Linked DNA regions of Homo sapiens: region 2 is linked to region 1. Evidence: chromatin loops called from intact Hi-C (ENCODE). Cell type or tissue: heart left ventricle. All regions are shown on one strand. Each heading gives the region's core, and the rest is flanking DNA. Links, peaks and the distances in the headings are about the cores only.

The links. Hi-C counts contacts between places; a loop is a spot of excess contacts. Peaks named below come from ENCODE experiments on the same cell type or tissue, not always from the same donor. Only the 100,000 strongest peaks of a DNase experiment are listed, where the experiment ranks them.
Region 2: a loop joins it to region 1, with 1.9 times the contacts of the local background. A loop is called at or near these places in 18 of 110 quality-filtered maps.

What each region holds. Positions count from the first base shown.
Region 1 is chr4:8,316,501-8,324,667 of GRCh38, reverse strand. LINC02517 (long intergenic non-protein coding RNA 2517) reads right to left here and starts at 4,492. Exons shown (of 2, transcript NR_149126.1): 1 at 4,146-4,492; 2 at 703-949. RefSeq lists an enhancer at 259-759. In heart left ventricle, for the core only: a CTCF peak has its summit at 4,082; a DNase peak (open chromatin) is centred at 4,759; H3K27ac peaks cover 2,770 bases.
Region 2 is chr4:8,375,148-8,385,843 of GRCh38, reverse strand. ACOX3 (acyl-CoA oxidase 3, pristanoyl) reads left to right here. Exons shown (of 18, transcript NM_003501.3): 14 at 4,237-4,352; 15 at 10,692-10,696. Among named protein-coding and RNA genes, the nearest start is that of ACOX3, 60 kb to the left of the region's middle. RefSeq lists enhancers at 3,164-3,762, 3,763-4,362, 9,069-9,586. In heart left ventricle, for the core only: no CTCF peak of the experiment used is centred there; a DNase peak (open chromatin) is centred at 4,745; H3K27ac peaks cover 4,557 bases.

The DNA.
Region 1 (8,167 bases), core at 168-8,167:
GAGACTAAGGGGTGCTGGGTGTATCAACCTTGGCCCATCATCAGTTTGCTAAAAATGGCTGAGAGACTGGAGTGAGGGTGTTTTGGAGAGGACTGGGTGTTTCCACCCACAGGTTGGTAAAGAGGAGCATGCAGCCTGAAAGCCAGGTGAGGGGTATAGAGAGACTGCTCACCTGCCCAGAAGGAAGGGATGCCTTTGTAGAGCGTAGTGGGGCAAAGTGCCCAGCATTCCAGAGTGGAGCCATGGTGGGGCCTGCCCAAGGGTCTTCCTGCCAGGGCAAGTGGCTGCAGGCAGAGCACTTGGGGGGGTGACTCACAGAGGCAGGAGCTGGGGAAGCGACAATTTGTTTTTCTAAGGCCACTCAAGGTTACCCTCCCCCACAATAGAATTTGAGCTTGGCCAAGTGAGGGCTTGTTAGCAGCTGAATGGATGGACATCCCCATGAGCAAGTGCTTCTTGGCACACACATGTATGTGATTCTCTGGAATGAGCTTCTAGGAGCGGAATTGCTGGGTCAAAGGGGATGAGCATTTACCTCTTGAATAGACGGACAGAGCCAAACTGTCCTGCAGGGTCAGCGGGAGGGTGTGGCCACCAGCAAGGTGTGAGTGTCCTGTGTGCCCATGCCTAAGCATCCCTTAGATGAAAGTAATTCAGGGCCTTTGACTCTCCAGTAAGAAAAATTGAGGCAGAGAAAGCAGCCCAGTTTGGGGAGCACTTTATTTTCCAAACTCAGAAAGTCAGAGCCCATATCCCTCATCTTACAGGTGGGGAAACTGAGGCTTGGGAAAGGGAATGTGGTAGCTAGTCCCTCATCCCTGGAGCCTGCTGGCACTGTTCTACTCCTCAGGGTGTCTGGGAAGGGGCATTTTGGACCCCTGTGTTTCTGGAGGTGCATCTGAACAAGACTGGGCAGTTTGGGAGGCTGCTACAGGCTTAGTAGTTGGCTCTGAAAAAAACAAAAGAACAAAATATAGACTGTGTCTGCCAATTTCCATGGTGTAAATGCTCTCACTACAGCCAATTTCAAGCTACCAATATGATGACATTGAACTTGGAGAGGGGAAGTGATGCACACCATTGTGTCTGGTGGGAACCACTTGAGTGCGTGCCCTCATCGGCTGAGCCACCCTAGGTCCTCAGCTGTTCCTGATTCAAAGAGAACCAGAGAAGAAGCTGGGCAGGACAGCCACCTTCATCCAAACGTGTGTCCCTCTGGAGGCACAGCAACTGTCTTCCCAAAAGAGAGGAGGCTTTGACTGGGTTGGGTGTCCTTTTCCATGTGTGTGGCACACTATGGGGCAGGGTTTGCCTCAGGCCACTTCCAGGCCTGCCCCACTGCACTTGGTGGCCAAGACCCACTGCCCCCTGGACTGCATGGCTGTGACTATCCTGGGACCTTTATTGAAAAACCCTGTTGGAACCCCTTTTGTCAGAGGACCTTCCTGCACACATTCTTCAGCCTGCCTGTCAGGCCCTATTGATTTCAATAGGGATGGCACCAGATTCAAGAGGCTGAAGAAGAGACCCAGGGACAGCACCGAGACCTAGGGCTTCATTAGACGGAAGCTTACAGGGATGGACCAGTGGTGGCTGGGTGGACAGGAGAACCTCAACTGCTTGCAAAAAGCATGTGGTTTATGTAGCACTTTTCCTTGGCGCCTCCCCCTAACAACCTCCCTCCACCTGGCAACGTTCACATAACCCAAAACACAGGGTCTCAATCCCCTGTACGGCCTGCATTCCATAGGATGGGGCCAGGAGCTCAGATGTTACTCAGATAAGGAATGAAACTCTGGGTTGGCCACTCCCACGTTCCTTAGCTCAGAACTCTGAACATATATTCTTCTCAGACCATGGGGTCATTCTCAGGGTATGCTTCAGTTATGCTGTTTCTCTCAGGGTCATCTACCACCCACTGCTCCACAACCTTCCAAAACCCCAGGGGTAGCTGTTATCATCCTTCTTTTACAGGTGAGGAAACTGAGGCTTAGAAAGAGATCACTCTTCCAAGGCCACACAGCTAGTCCCAGGTCTCATGTTAGTTTCACTGAACTAGTGGCACGGATGACATAACAGCTGACACTTGGGCAATTCCCTGGCTGGTGCTGTGCCAAGCATCTTCTTCCTGAAACCACCACTTATGGGTTGTGCTGCAAGAGTAAGTTCTCCAACATCTCTAAGCTACAGTTTCTCCTGGAAAGACTGGATAAGACGCAGTGCACCAGGGCTTAGCACAAGGCCGGATACACATTCTACAGAACACCATGGAACAAACGTTATAGAAGAGATCGACTGCGCTGGTGACTCATGCCTGTAATCCCAGCACTTTGGGAGGCCGAGGCGGGCGAACTCCTGAGGTCAGGAGTTCGAGACCATCCTCAACATGGAGAAACCCCGTCTCTACTAAAAACACAAAATTACCTGGGCGTGGTGGTGCATGCCTATAATCCCAGCTACTCGGGAGGCTGAGGCAGGAGAATTGCTTGAACCTGGGAGGCAGAGGTTGCAGTGAGCCGAGATCACGCCATTGCACTCCAGCCTGGGCAACAAGAGCAAAACTCCATCTCAAAAAATAAAAAAATAAAAAGAGAGATCAACTGTTCTGGGATTCCTTGGGGGTAGACATCTAGACCTGCTTGAGTCAGAAGATGCCTTCATGGCCAGAGTGTCTGCTGAGCCCGGTGCCACTCGGGGAGAGAAAAATGACTCTGCAAAACAGTTCAAGGGACTCAGCGTTACTCAGGGAGAACTGGGAGGGGAAGAGAGGAAAGTGAAAGAGCAGGTGGGACAGGTTGGAGGGGAAAACAGCCCTCCAGTGATGACTAGGGTTCCAAAGGGAGCAAATCCTACTGTGGGGATCTTGAAAAATCTTCATGTCATTTGCTGAGAGGCTGAGATATGCCTTCCTTCCCTTGTACCCCAGGAAATTTTCAGTAAAGTTAATATTTGTCTCTTCTATATTTATGCAAGTGGATTCTTCTTGGGAAACACTGATGTTGATGGTGGTGATGATGATGATGGTGATGGTGAAGGTAGTGGTGATGGTGATGGCAGTAATTGTGACAATGATGAAGATAAGGGTGATGGTGATGATGATGATGGTGTTGATGATGGTGACGGTGATGATGGTGTTGATGGTGGTAATGATGAGGATGAGGGTAATGTTGATCATGATGGTGATGGTGGTAATGGTGATGATGATAATGATAATGATGCTGATGATGATAGTGATGGTGATGATGACAGTAATGGTGATGATGATGGTGTTGATGGTGCTAATAATGAGGATGAGGGTGATGGTGGTGATGATGGTAATGGTGGTGATGGTGATGATGATAATGATGAGGATGGTGATGACGAGGGTAATGGTGATGATGATGGTGTTGATGGTGGTAATGATGAGGATGTGGGTTATGGTGATGCTGGTGGTGATGGTGATGATGCTGGTTTTGATGATGGCGATGATGATGGTGATAGTGATGATGCCTGATATGGTGTGGCTCTGTGTCCTCATCCAGATCTCACCTTGAATTGTAATCCCCATAATCCCCATGTGTCAAGGGTGGGACCAGGTGGAGGTAATTGAATCATGGGGGTGGTTTCTCCCATGCTGTTCTCTTGATAATGAGGGAGTCTCCTGAGATCTTATGGTTTTATAAGCACCTGGCATTTCCCCTGCTTGCTCTCATTCTCTCTACTGCTGCCATGTGAAGAGGTGCCTTCTGCCATGACTGTAAGTTCCTTGAGGCCTCCCCAGCCATGCAGAACTGTGAATCAATTAAACCTCTTTTCTTTATAAATTACCCAGTCTCGGGTATTTCTTCATAGCAGTGTGAGAACGGACCCATACAATGCCAATAGTTGCTAATATTGGGGAGGGGAGTTTTAGTTTTAGTTTAACTTTGCCAAAATTATCCCATTTCATCCTAACAGAACCCCTTTGAGGTGTGCACCACTATTGTTGAGTCCCATGTACAGGTTGCACCAGGTGAAAGAGCTGCTCATGTGAGCACAGGAGTCCAGGGGCAGCAAGGAAGGGGATGTCTGGAAATTCTGAGGCTCACTACCACCCCCATGAGGAGGGACGGCTGTTCTGCTTCCTGTGCATAGAAGCTGAGGCCCAGAGAGGGAGAGAAGCTTACCTGAGTTCACAGAGCTGGGGGTAGCAGAGACAAGGTGGGAACCCAGGCAGGTTCGAGCTTTCACTAAGCACCAAGGTAAGTGCTAGGAATGCAGAGATGAATCAGGCAGACTCAGTCCCTGTCCTCAGGAGCTCCTGGTCTGTTGATGGAGACAGGCACGTAAACCGATGGCAGGAGAGGAACAAGGAGGCATACCCTGTGGACGGGCAGGGAAAGCTTCCCAGAGGAGGTGGCACCTGGTCCTGGGGAGAAGGGTAACCACATTCAGATAGTGGGCCCATGGAGGCCAGCAGGCAGGGTCATGCACGAGCAGCCCTCATAGTCTCAGCCATGACCCCATCCTGAGTCTCAAACCTTCAGCTGGCCAAGCAGGATGGCCGCCTCGGCAGTCACCTCTCCCAGACCTATTTTTAGATGTAATTGAGCATTAAAATCAAACACATTGTCAAGATAGTGGCCAACTTGGATCCCTTCCATGAACAGGCCCTCTTCGCTACACCAAAATAGAAGAAAATTTATCTCTTTGTGGATGACATGGACTTCTGGCAGAGGCTTTGACTTCCAGTGGACGGAGGCCAGATCACGACCCAGCCCTTGGATGACCTGGGCGCATCAGTGCTTCCTACCAAATACAGCATAAAAATGCATGCATAAAGGCTCTGCAGTTCATCTCATAAAAAGGCAGCTTCCTCCTGGGGCAGGCCATGGTGCCAGGCGTGTGTGAGCACGCTGACCTCAGAGAGGAAGCAGAGATCCTACTTGTTACAGTGAGTACGCTCAAGATAGTTTGTTATTGTAATTAATACTAAGTTGAAAGCCACTGGATCTAAGGCCTGGGAAGACTTTTTGGACCATCTTAGCAATACACAAGTTATCATAGCCCCAAGTTACTTATCATGATCTCACCATGTGCAGATACTGCACTGAATGCCTACATTTTAGGCATTGTCCCCGCATAACCACCCATGAGATGGATAATTTATTATTCCATTTCATGGATGACAGTATTGAGGCTCAAAAGGGGTAAGTAATTTGTCCTACTAGTTGGTAAGTAGGTGGTTTGGAATTTGAATTCAAATCTGTTGAACCCAAAGACTATGAGCTTAATTTCTCCATGACATTGTTCCTCTGTCTTGCAGTTCATCCTCCTCTTATTCACCCCCAAAGCCCAGCTCAAATGTCACCTCCTCCAGGAAGCACACCCTGTCTGCTGGATTGGATTGGATGCTTCGTCTCTCAGAGCAGTGATCACGCTAAGATGCTTTCTCTGCCAGACGGAGATCCCCCGAGGCCAGGGACTGTGTGTGACCATCTCTGTTAGCCTTCAAGCCCAGACCAGGCAACTCCCTCTGGAAAGGTCTGATGCCGGATCAACGAAGCTTTTCTTTCTATAGGAAAGGAAACCAAGGTCTAAGGGGAGGGGCAGTGAGCTGTGTAGTGTGGTGATCAGAGTCTTAGATCCCACGGTCAGAGTGGCATGGATTGCAATTCACACACTGCCACATTTTACTTTAGTTTATTTTGAGACAAGGTCTGGCTCTGTCGCTCAGGCTGGAGTGTAGTGGCGCGATCTTGGTTCACTGCAGCCTCGACCTCCTGGGCTCAAGCAATCCTCCCATCTCAACCTCCCAAGTAGCTGGACCACAGGCATGTGCTACCATGCCGGCTAACTTTTTGATTTTTTATAGAGATGGGGTTTCCCTATTTTTCTCAGGCTGGTCTTCAACTCCTGGACTCAAGCAATCCTCCTGCTTTGGCCTCCCAAATTGCTGGGATTACAGATGTGAGCCAGCGCACCGGGCCTCTGCCGTGTTTTAGACACGCTGGTATGGACAAGCTACCTGAGCTGTCTGAGCGTTCACTTTGTTAGGATGCAGACACTGCTGTTATCCCAGGGTTACCGTGAATGTGGAACCAAAAATCAAGCCTTTCAAGCCCTTAGCCTGGTATCTGGTGAACACTCAGAGTTCCACAAGTGATCATTTCTATTGACATGAAGAAACAAAACCAAACCAGACTTCATTGCCACACAGACTAGGGACAAAACAGACTTATCTCCTTGTTTTTTCTACAAAAAGCCCGTACCAGTGTGCCCCAGGAGTAATCTTTTTCACTTTGAAAGTTTGTGGCAAGCTATATATATATATTCCTCCTCCTCCTTCTTTTAACAACCTTTTAAACATATAGAAACCAGTCTTATCTTCTGGGCCATATAAAAACAGGCTGTGTGCTGGATGTGGTCTGCAGGCTGCAGTTTGCAGACATCTGCCCCGGAGAATTGGCTGGCCTGGGGAATCCCTTCTGAGGAGGATGAGGTCTGTAATGTGTATGTAACATTGGGGTCTGTTACATGTATGTACTACGATGTATTTAACATGAGGATAAGTAATATTAAAAGGACAATAACCATTTTTCAGAACAAATGAAAGCCATAAATAATCACATTGTGACAAAGCTGAAACACCAAAGACAGAGAATCTTTTTTTTTTTTTTTTTTGAGACAGGGTCTCGCTCTCTTGCCCTGGCTGGAGTGCAGTGGTGCAATCACAGCTCACTGCAACCTCTGCAACCTCTGCCTTCTGGGCTCAAGTGATCCTCCCACCTCAGCCTCCCGAGTAACTGGGACTACAGGCTCATGCCTAATTTTTAAATCTTTTTGTAGAGACAAGATCTCCCTATATTATCCGGACTGGTCTCCAACTCCTGGGCTCAGGTGATCCTCCCACCTCGACCTCCCAAAGTGCTGGGATCATAGGCGTGAGCCACTGTGCTGGCCTAACGAGAGGATTGTAAAATCCACTAGAGAGAAAAGACCATTTGCCTACAAGGCTGACAGTTATACTTTGGCATGCTTCTGACCCCACCACAATAGAACCCGCTGGCAGAACAAATGGCAGGTGACAGAAATCAGAACCGAGGCTGTGGTATATTTTAGATATTTCATTATCAGAATGCAACAGTGTGACAGGCCAGATGATAGATTCATAGGTTAACTATGTTTTCTATTTGTTATGTGCTTGAAATATTTCATGATCTTAAAATGTTCCTATCTAGAATATAAACAAGGCAAAAAGAGGTTAAACCGTGGGCTCTGAGGGCTGCACAACACCTAATGCACTGAAGCATCTCAGGTGTGCATCCCCACAGGTGTGTCCTGTGCCGCAGATGCTGCCTGTGGGGTTTCCACGCCCCCCATCACCCCACCCTGCTGACCGTGTCTTATTGTAAGTGCCGGTAGCTCTTTGCCTGAGTCCTCCTCTCTGCCCTCACCCAGGGCCTGCTGGAGGGGCCGGGCCGGCCACGTCTTCTAGAGCAGCCCTCGGCCAGGGACGACAGGAGTGGAGGAGGAACACCCAGCTCCCTCTCCCCTTGGTGGGCGAGGCTGCCGTGTGTCCCACACACCACTGCAGAGGTCACAGAAGGATGGTGCCTGGGCACCCACCAGGGCAGTCTGAAGAAGGCACATGGGCTCCTTTCCCTCCCTGTCTCGCTTCCCTGCTGTCCCACTAGGGCTTCCAGGGATCACCTCGCAACAAACCACTCACACCTGAATACTTGATTCAGGCCCGGCTTGGGGCCCTGGCCCTAGACAGCGTGCTCACACGCTAGACAAATGCTCACACGTGTGTGCCTGGCTCTCAGCTCCCGCCAGGTCTTCTTTACCCAAGATTCCACAACATTTATTCTGCACACCTGTCGGCCCACAACAAGACTAGCATTACTGTTGAGCCTAAGGAGGAAGAGGGTCCCGGGTGGTGATACAACCTGCAGGGTAAGCCAATGGTGGGCAGGAGGAGAGATGGTGAAGGGGCTGAGAAGAATGCAGGGGGCCTGGTCACGGCCGGGGGTGGGAGGCCTCATCCCAGGCGGGCCTGGTTGCAGGGCGGGGCATTGCAGGAGGCCTGGCTGCAGGGAGGAGACTGTCTCAGGGGGCCCTGGTTGCAGCAGGGGGCCCTGGTTGCAGCAGGGGGCCCTGGTTGCAACAGGGGGCCCTGGTTGCAGCAGGGATCGGGGGGTGTCAC
Region 2 (10,696 bases), core at 1,512-9,511, 60 kb before region 1:
CAGATCCCAGGTCTCAGGGCTGACTGCAGCCTGCGTCATGTGGATCTTTGGTAAAAGCTGTTTAAGTGATGTGGGGCCCTCAGGCTCTGCAGGACTGGAGAGACACAGGCCCCTTCCGGGGTTGCGCTTGCCTGTGAGGAAGGGTGGAGGATTTGCCAAGCCAATGGCGGGTCCTTCAGGGGTTCGATTCTGACTTGGGTAGGGGAGGCTGGGTTTTCTGTTGAGTTCCTCTGATTTTTGCACAGGCATTTTTGCACTGAGCTGAGTGTCACAGCCCTGTGCCTTGGGGGCCTGTGCTGTTGCTTCCTGCAGTGGGCCCTGTTGTTTAGCTGGCTCGTATGCATTCATAGTAAGCAGTTGCAGTGTTCACTACTCGGACACGTGTGTATTTGTGGACTGCAAGGTCATGGGATGTGGGCCAGAGGTGACATAGGGTCATGTGTGAGCAGTGGGGTCACATGGGGTGAGTGGTGAGGTCACGTGGAGTGCACAGTGAGGTCATGTGAGGTGAGCAGTGAGGTCACAGGTGAGCGGTGGAGTCACGTGGGGGAGCGGTGAGGTCACGTGGAGTGCATGGTGAGGTCATGTGAGGTGGGCAGTGGGGTCATATGAGGTGAGCAGTGGGGTTCGTGGTGCAGACAGTGCTCCCAGAGGGTGGGAGCACAGGCTATTGGGTCAGCACTGCCCCCCGCTGTGACCTTGAGCTAGGCTTTAATCTCTCTGAGCCTGTTTTCCTTCTGCGAGACAGTGGGGAGGGAATGCGGTCACCCCATGCCACCTGGCAGGGGCCAGGCCATGGTGCCCTCGGTGGGGGGCTGCTGCGTGTGGGGGGCCACAGTCCTGAACACTTCCTTGGAAACAACAGATGCAGGTGAGGTCTGCCTTGGTGGGTCAGGGAATGTCTCCCACAAAACTGGCACCTGAGGGTGTCTCAGAGGGTCCGTGCGTTGTGCTTTTGGGGAGCACCGGCCATTCAGGAGCACCAGAGCGGCGGGCATGGTCAGACCCGGGCCTGTGATCTGGCTGAGGAGTTGGGGCCGCTGTCCAGGCCTTGCTTTCCAGGGCTTGCCTGGGTCAGAATCCGAGTTAGGAGTGCTCTGATGCTGACGCAGAGGGGACTGGACCCAGAGACGGGAGAGGAAACCGAGACCCGAAAGGCAGGCAGTGCATGCGAAGAGCTCACCATGGGGTCAAGGACAGAGCCCCAGCTGGGGAGGGGGCAGATCGAGGGGCAGTCATTGGGTGCACAGGGCGGCTGGGGGCACCTTCGAGAGTCCTTCTGGTGTGAGGCACATGGAAAGGCCGTGGTGACCCAGGATTCTGGGAGAGTCTTGAGGACAGAGGTTGTTGACGCTGGGTGTGTCCTCAGGCCGCCAGCAGCCGCATTCCGAGCAAGAGAATTCACTGCCCGTCAGTGCCCGTTTTCCTGCCTAGTTTGTTTCAGCGATACTTTTTCACTTCCACATTAACTCTGAAAATGACACACACAACACCCACCTTTCATTGTTTGCTTTCATGTGCTTTTTGGGGATCTTCTCCCCTGCACATGAACACATCAGACTGACATGATTTATTTTTTCACGAAAAACCAAGAACCAAAAGTAGAGTGTAAGGAAAAAACACAGTGCAAACATAACTCATTTCTCAAGCGTCCCTCTCACTTGAAGCCCACAGCACAGTCTAACTGGCCATCGACGTGAAGCCTCATGGATTAATTCTGGTTGCAGAGACAGATTGGAAAACTCGGGTAACTGCCGTGAAGTGTCCACCGCAGAGGGACACCTCCTGGGGCAGTGTTTGGGAATGGCCAGGACAGGCTGGGAGGGAAGCCCAGCCATGGCTGATGCGTGGTGGGACACGGGGGCCTCTGGTGTGGTCAGAAGGAATTTGCACAAGTGGTTTCTGGCCGGACCGTTTCCTTGGTTTTGTTGCTGTGTAAATAAGTCGTGGGAAGCACAACTGTACGGCGTCTACCTTTCCTTGCTGTTCGTGACCATCTGCCCTGCTGGGGAGAGCTTGGGATGTTGCAGAGCCTTTAGGAACAGGCGGTGGTCACAAGGGCCTCCCCTCAGCATTGGTTGCAAAATGGACCTGAGTTTTCCAGTAAAGTCCTGAAGGGTAGCATGTGAGGCTCAAGGATGACCCCTGGGCAGCCTGCCAGCAGCAGAGAGCCACGGCCTGGGCACTGAAGACAGCAGACAGTGACTCTCTTGGTGCAGAGGCAGAAACCCCAAGTCAGGATGGGGCAGGGCTACCCGCCTCCCTCTCGTGGTGGGGGGGCTTTTCCCGCCCAGGCTCCTGGCAGCTCCAGGAGTTCTTGGCTGTGGGTGCATCATGCCAGCCTTTGCCTCCTCTGTGACTTTGCTGTCTCTGCATCTTGTAAGGACACGTGTCATTGGATTTAGAATCCATCCTAGTCCAGGAGTCCCTGATGACCTCACCTGAATACCTCAACTTCATGACATCTTCAAAGACCCTCTTCCCAACAAAGGTCACATTCACAGCTGTGGGGGTCAGTTGGGGCCACCATTCAGCGCCCCATGCCTGGCAGGACTTGGCGAGGGGAGCCTTGGCTCCCTGAAGATGCCTGCATGGAGGAAGCCTCCGCCCAACCCTGCCTGTGCCCTGCCTGCGGGGTCAGCAGCACCCGTCTTTCCATCCCACTCCCTCTGGGGAGCTGAGACCTCCGGCAAGCCGCCTGACGTGTGAGCCTGGGAAACGGCCTGCTCTGGTTTGTGACGGGCTTCTCAGTTATGCCGTGAGGGTGAACAGATGTAACAGCCGAAAGCAGTCGGGTGTGCTGTGGCAGGAACTGCAACGTTGGGTATTTTCTTTTCTTTTTTTTTTTTTTTTGAGACGGAGTCTCGCTCTGTCGCCCAGGCTGGAGTGCAGTGGCGCGATCTCGGCTCACTGCAACTCCGCCTCCCGGGTTCACGCCATTCTCCTGCCTCAGCCTCCCGAGTAGCTGGGACTACAGGCGCCTGCCACTGCGCCCGGCTAATTTTTTGTATTTTTAGTAGAGACGGGGTTTCACCGTGTTAGCCAGGATGGTCTCGATCTCCTGACCTCGTGATCCGCCCGCCTCTGCCTCCCAAAGTGCTGGGATTACAGGTGTGAGCCACTGCGCCCAGCAACGTTGGGTATTTTCTTCCCAGTGACCTGGGCTGTGTGACATAGAAGGAAATCCCAAGCCCCACTGAGTTCAGCCTTTGGGCTCAGACTCAGTGTGGCTGATCCCCATTCTCCTGCCTGGGATCTCTGAGCAAGACCGGCTGCCAGGCAGAAGGCCCCTGCAGCCTGGAGGTGCCTCGTGTCTGGGCGCCAGGCCCTCTGTGCCTGGGCAGGGGGTGGGTGTGAGCGTGGCCTCCACATGTGGGTGGTCTGCACCCCTCCCTCACATGCTCGCCATGTACCTGGGTCCCTGGGCCCGTGTCCTCATCAGTGGGGTAGTAGCAGTACAGCCTGGTGGGGTCTCAGGACCATGCCTGGTCCATACGGAGTACTGTGGGAGGCCAGCTCTGGCTGTGCTGTGGGGGGCCCCGCAGATGTGGGCACCACTGCCAGGGGAAGGGGAGGACGAAGGGGGGTCTCCAGCTGTCCTGCCTGACACCCCACCCCGGGGCCTCCCTGTCTGCAACATCTGCTCCCTCCTGCCCTTTTGAGCTTTGTGGAAGGGGCCACGCAGGGGGTGAGGCCTTAGGTTCCCCCCTCCCCCACCATGTCAGTCCCCAGTTCCACAGCTCCAGCATGCGGTGAGGTCCAAGGGCCAGGCAGGGGGAGGCGAACGGAAGCACCCCTTCCTCTCGCCACTGGGCGCCACCGCCGGCCAGTTGTCCTGCTGCCCATGCAGTCCTGGCTGATGCTGTGGAGGCAGCACCACGCTTCACACAGACCGAGCCTGGTGCGTGCGAGAACGTGCAGCCGTCCCACTCGGGGGCCCACTCTAGCGGCGGCACCGTGTTCCTGTGGCCTCCAGGCTGCTGGAACAGTGTAGAACTCAGGACAGCCCTGGGCTGAGCCAGGAAGTGCCTCCAGCCAGGGGGGCCCTGGGCAGGTGCCCTCCCTGTGCTTCAGTTTCCCTACCTATAAAATCAGACCCACCCCATACACTTGGTTGTCAATGAAGACAACCTGGTACCTGCAGGATGCTGGCAGTGCCTTGTCCCTGGGGGTGAGTTGTGACAAATGCTGTGTTCTCTATTGTTACTTTTTCTCCTTCTGTTTGTCATTCCGAAGTCGCCCTGGCAGCATACAAGTGGCTGGTTTGCTACCTGCTCCGAGAGACTTATCAAAAATTAAACCAAGAGAAAAGATCAGGAAGCAGTGACTTTGAAGCAAGGAACAAATGCCAGGTAAGTATTTGTTTTCAAAATTCCCTTTTGTATTATTTGCTCTTAATTCCCTGGCCGTTGTGTCCCTGGGAGTTTGAACATCCTGGCAATTCAGGCCCCAGACCCCGAGCTCCCGTGACCTTGGGCAGATGACTTGATGACTTTGCTGCTTGCTCAGCTCCTCTGTAACACAGGGATGGCAGCACCTGTCTTGCTGGGCTGGGGAGGTCATGGATGTTACATTTACCGTGCCTGACGGTTCCCAGCCCGTAAACCAGAGCGGTGAAGCTCTGGGTTGTGAGAGCCTTGGATGCACAGAGTGGCGGAGACACCATTGCGGGCACTCAGAGCACTCCCTCCTGACTCGTGGGAGTGATGCCAGCGCCCTGCTTGGTTTTCCACAAGTTGCTCTCGCCTTCCCGAGGGGCTGGGGTGGCAATGGTGAGTGGGTCATCGTTGGCCTTGGAAAGCGCTTTGGTTCTCACACTTGGACAGGGCTGTCTCTCATGTTCCAGGAAGCCACAGGGAAAAAATAGCCTGTTATAAAACACCTTGTCATGCCAGGAACCTTCCAGCCCTGTCCCAGCCATCTGCCCTAGAGCAGAGCCCAGCCCCCACCCTGTCTAGGGGGCAGCCGGTGGGGGCAGTAGGGCTCCCGGATGTGTCTGTGGGTGCCATGAGCACTCTTGGCTGGAGTGCGCCAGCCCTAACCATAGCTGTGGGGAGACTCAGGCCATGAGTGTTGTGCAGGGAGGCCGTGGATACGGAGAGAGCTGCTGTCACCCCTTCTCCCTAGCGTCGGTTCATGAGGTTATGGGTCACCTTCAGTAATGAAGCTGCTATGGGGACCCAGGTCCACATCTGCCTGTCTCTGGGAAGGCCCAGCACCTCACAGCCTGCTGCTGGGGGGCAGCCCCGCCCCTCAGGCCAGCTCCTCTAGGAACCTGCTAGACACACCTGCCCTGGGATGAGGAGAGAAGGCAGGAAGGATGGGCTCCTGTCAAGCTCAAAGAAACCCAGATTGGGCCAGGTGCAGTGGCTCACACCTGTAATCCCAGCACTTTGGGAGGCTGAGACGGGTGGATTACAAGGTCAGGAGATCAAGACCATCCTGGCTAATACAGTGAAACCTGGTGTATCCTAAAAATACAAAAAATTGGCCAGGCATGGTGTCATGCGCCTGTAGTCCCAGCTACTTGGCAGGCTGAGGCAGGAGAGTCGCTTGAACCTGGAAGGTGGAGGTTGCAGAGAGCCGAGATCGCACCACTGCACTCCAGCTTGGGTGACAGAGCAAGACTCCATCTCAAAAAAAAAAAAAAAAAAGGAACCCATATTGAATTTATAACTGAAAAGAAATGAAGTCAGCAGGTGGCCAGGGTCTGTAAAACTTGTAGTTTAGGGCCATGGTGACCAAAGCGTGAAGTGACCCTTCCAGAACAGGCCGCCTTGTTTACCCACCTTGGGTGATACACAGCAGGTTGGGTCATTCAGAAACCAGTGGATGCCTGTCAGCTTCCACTGCTCCCTCCTCTGCAGGCCACATCCTTGCGTTAAGGTGGAATAGGCTGCTGCACTGGCTCATGTCTGTAATGCCAGCACTTTAGGAGGCTGAGGCAGGAAGATCGCTTGAGCCCAGGAGGTTGAGGCTGCAGTAGGCCGTGATCACATCACTGCACTCCAGCACGGGCAACAGAGCAAGACCCTGTCTCAGAAAAGAAAGAAAACATTTTTTTAATGGAATAGAGATTCTCCAAAGAGTTATGAAACAAGAACCCCAGAGATGGGGGGCACAAAAGGACCCCCTTCCTAACAACACCTGTGTCTCTTAGAACTGCCCGGTAGGTCCTTAGCACCCCCTTCCAGCCCCGATCTATGCTGGGGACCTGGCATGTGTGACCCCACAACACCCCGAGTGTGTGGCTCAGCTGCTGAGAAACCCCTCCTCACCTGTAGCTTTTCCTTCGAGAACTTGGTAGCAGAATTTCACGGAGGGCTGCGGCAGAGGCCAGGAGGGGTCCTGGGTTCTGATCCGGCTGAGACGGTGACCCTGGGCTGAGCTGTGGAGCTGACAGACACCCACAGACACCAGCCCCAAGGCCTTGGAGGGAAAACAGTTGCCAGGGCAGGGCTTCGTGTTCCAGACCTGCCCCGGGTCGCGGAGCTTTTAAGAGCAGGGGACATTTGTGATAGCTGAGAGCCCTTGGGGCCCTGGGCTGAATGCTAAGGGGGCCCAGGGGAGACGCAGCCCCTTCCCCTGCAATACGGCATACCAAGAAAGCCTCAGCCTAGACCAGCCTTTTCAGGAAGATGGGAACCGGAAGCTGTTAAAAAAACCATCGGATTTGGCTGCATAAAGGTTCAGCATTTCTGCATTGCAAAAGACGCTCTAAACAAAATCGGAAGACACACAGCAGCCTGTGGAAGCCCACGTAACATGTCGCCGACGGAGAACACCCCCAGGAAGGAAGGAATTCCTTCAGATAGATGCCAGCCTGGTCGGAAACCAGCCCCAGCAGCCACTGACCTGGAGCCAGGGCCAGGAGCTGCAGGTCAAAGCCACACTTCCACAGGCATCAGGCTGGGCTTGGGCAGCAGCACCGTTCATGGAGAGGGTGATGGCTGTGTCCTTTGGGAAGGTTACTGACCATTTTTGTTAAAAATGTGCTTACTCTTTGACCTGGTGGAGAAAATCTATTAACTTTTAAACATTTTCTGGCTCCTGCCAGTAACTGCTATCCACCATTTACCCACTGTAAGCCTGGCATGCACAGAAAGGTCTTTAAAAATGCATTTCTCTCATTTTTTGGCTGAGTGACACCTTTACATGTTCAACAGCCAGTAGATACAAAAGATGGGTGGTGGCGTCCCTCCTCCCTACCTCTAGCCTGGGAGTAAAAAGATGGGCGATGGCGTCCCCGCAGCCTGCCTCCAGCCTGGGAGTAAAAAGATGGGCGGTGGCGTCCCTGCAGCCTGCTTCCAGCCTGGGAGTAAAAAGATGGGTGGTGGCGTCCCCGCAGCCTGCCTCCAGCCTGGGACCAACCCCTGCCACAAGGGCTCGAGGTTTCCTTCAGGGATTTGCACATCAGAAGGCGGACAAGGACGAGGACATTTGTTCTCCCTGAGCCACACGCTGGATTCTGTACCTGGGTCATTTCACGTTGTCTACTTTGGGAGTGAAGGAAGTTGAGGCCAAGAGAAATGCCCAAGGTCCCCCAGCTCGCCCGTGCCGGGGCCAGGATTGCACCCGGGCCAGCTGTCACAGAGTCCAACCCTTTCCCCAGGCTGCATGGCTGCAGTCTGAATTTGGACAGTTTGGGGTTTGTTTTTTTGCCTGAAGTATGCATTGCCTCTTAAAATGTACTTCACCAACCAGAGTGTACCAGACTGGGACCCTCTCCTCTCTCCTGTGCTGAAGGTTTACGGACAGCTGACCTTAGCTGCATCGAGCCTGAGAAGTGCCTGTCACAGTCCTAGCTGGGGACAGTTTGGCAGCTCTGGAGGGGCAGCTGAGGTGGTCCAGAAGATCCCCCTAGAGCAGAGCCCAGCCCCGCCCTGTCTAGGGGGCAGCTGGTGGGGGCAGTGGGGCTCCCGGATGTGTCTGGGTGCCGTGAGCACTCTCGGCTGGAGTGCGCCAGCCCTAACCGTAGCTGTGGGGACACTTTGTCCGTGGGGGAGGGACTGCACCTGAGGCATTACTGTCCCCCCGGGTCGCCAGAGTCCATACCGCATGGGATGCTTCCTGGGCCCCAGCCCACCTTGGTTAATGCTGTGGTCAGCTCTGCTGGTTGCCATGGCAGACACTGTTTAGGGAGCCCATCCCCAGAGCCTGTGTCCCCCCCGGTGACTGCTGGCCTTACGTGGACCTTTCCTGGAAGAACAGCGCAGTATCATGCAGGCAAATCCTGGGGACTGAGATGCCGTTGAGTACAGTAGAGCTGCCATCGCAGGCGCTTCCTGTGAGAGAGCCGCCCTGACCCCAGCAGCACCACGCAGGAGACAACGCTGAGGCTTGGAGCCATGACGCCTTTTGCTCACGCGCAGAGCTGCAGAGCCGAGTGACGCTGTGTTTCAAAACTCACTGGCACTCGCGATGCATTATTTGACAGCAGCAAGGTTCCAGGAGGGGCTGTCTTTCTGGCCCCCGCAGCATGTCTGGCCTGTGCCATCGCTGTATCAAGCTGTGTCACTTTCATGGAAAAACACTGAAGCAGTGCCGCTCTAACACAGCAACTGTGCAGGCGACGGGGAGAGTGGTGCGGGGCACAGGGCTCACTCAGATTCGGTTCAAGGACGGCCTCTCTGTGCCTGGGCCCTGCTGGGATTGGCCTCATCTCTGGGTTCGCAGAGGACCCATGGCGAGAGGAGAGGCCCTCGTGGTGTGGGAGCACGTTTTGGGGTGTGGGCAGGATTCAATGGAATTATCGTGTTCTCGTGGACACAGGAGCAGCCTACGGGGGTGCAGATGCCGTCACCCGCTTGTTTCATGGAAGGTGGAAGGAGGAAGGGCTGAGGCCTGGAGCTGCAGCACCACACCTGGCAGCTCCCCCACAGGCCTGTATTATCAGCCTCCTGCCAGAGGCCTCAGGTGGGAGCCTGAGGGCTGCCCCACCTCACTCGGCAGGGCTCTGGGAAATTTGGGTGCTAGTCCTACCTAGCTGGGGTCTGTCAGGCAGTCCCTACTGCCCCAGAGCAAGTCCAGATCCTGCCACCAGCCCTCACTCACCAAAACCAAGGCCCAGAGCTATAGCGCATGTGAGATCAGAAGAGGGCAGGAAGCCCCAAGGCCCCATGCTGGCATGCTCCATGCTCAGACAGCAGGGAGCAGGACGGGCCTTCCTGGCACCGACAGGACGGCCCACCCAGGAGTGTGCGGGGCCCAGCGGGGGTCTTGGGACAGGACCAGTCAGCCTGGCATGAAGCACAGCGGGAAAGGCGCTTCTCCCGGTTTCTGTTTTCCCGAGGCTCCTGATCCCAGCAGGGCCCTGGAGGACACTGGCTTTGTGACTGGAGACCCTGCTGCCGTGTGCTTCACCCTGCTGTGTTCTGGGAAGATTTGGGGCAGCGTCATAGCAGCGTCATAGGCCAGGCATGCAGCCGGGTCCTCCTGCAGCAGTCAGTCCCCCATACACCATATTTCATCACTTGGCTGGATTTTTTTTTTTTTAATTTTAAAAGTAGCACCTGCTCATCCTAACAAGTCAAGCAATGCGTGTGTTGTTTTCCTAATTTAAAAAATCTGGTAAGATGATAAATGGGAGACAGGGAAAGAAAGGCTAATAAGTGAAGTTGATGATTATCAGCAAATGTTTTTGATATTCATTAAAAAAGAAAAATAACAGATGCTGGCGAGGCTGTAGAGAAAAGTGACACAGATACACGGTTGGTGGGAACGCAGATTCGTTCAGCCACCGTGGAGGGCAGCTTGGCAATTTCTCAGAGAGCTAAGAGTTGCCCTTCCCCTTGACCCAGTGATCCCATTACTGGGTATACACCCCAAAGAAAAGCAATCATCCTGCCAGCCAGATACATGTACCTGTATGTCCATCGCAGCGCTATTCACAATAGCAAAAATGTGAAATCAACGCAGGTGCCCATCAGCGGTGGACTGGATAAAGAAAATGGGGTACATAGACACCATGGGATACCGTGCAGCCATCACTACGAACAGTCATGTCTTTTGCAGCAACATGGATGCAGCTGCACGCCATTATCCTCAGCAGACTAATGCAGCAACAGAAAATCAAATGCTGCATGTTCACATGTACAAGTGGGAGCTAAACATGGGGCACTCATGGACATAAAGATGGGAGCGGCAGAGCCTGCGGGGGCCTTACGGCAGGGGGAGAGGGAGAGAAGCCTGCTTTGGAGGCTTTGGAGGACGGGGTGGCAGATCTTTGGAGAAGTGAAGTCAATTCTGAGCTCAGGGAGGAGCCTGACAAGCCCCTTCTCCAGCTCCTCTGTGTCTTCCCGTGTGGAAGAAGCCAGGTCCTGGGCCCTTGGGGGCCTCCTGGTGGGCGCCCACTCTGTAGCCGCAGAGCATCCCGAGGCCGGCTCCAGGCTCCGTATGCAGTGCTGGTGCCAACCCCAGTCCCAGACGGGAGCTGAGCTGAGACTGAGGCCTTGGAGGGCGTCGGTGGAGCCAGAGCAGTCCCAGCTCCATCTTCATAGGCCTCTTCCATTGTGTTCTGGAAACATGTCTCGTGCTGCGCCGCATCTGTGCTCTGCCTCACCTTATGTTACTGTCCTAGGACATGCACGGGAACGCAGACCCGCGTTCGTGTTTCCTGAGAACTTCCTCCCCCGGGAATCTGGGCGGGGCTGGGACCCTCACGGTCCTCACGGTGCCGTCCTGTGTTCCAGGTGTC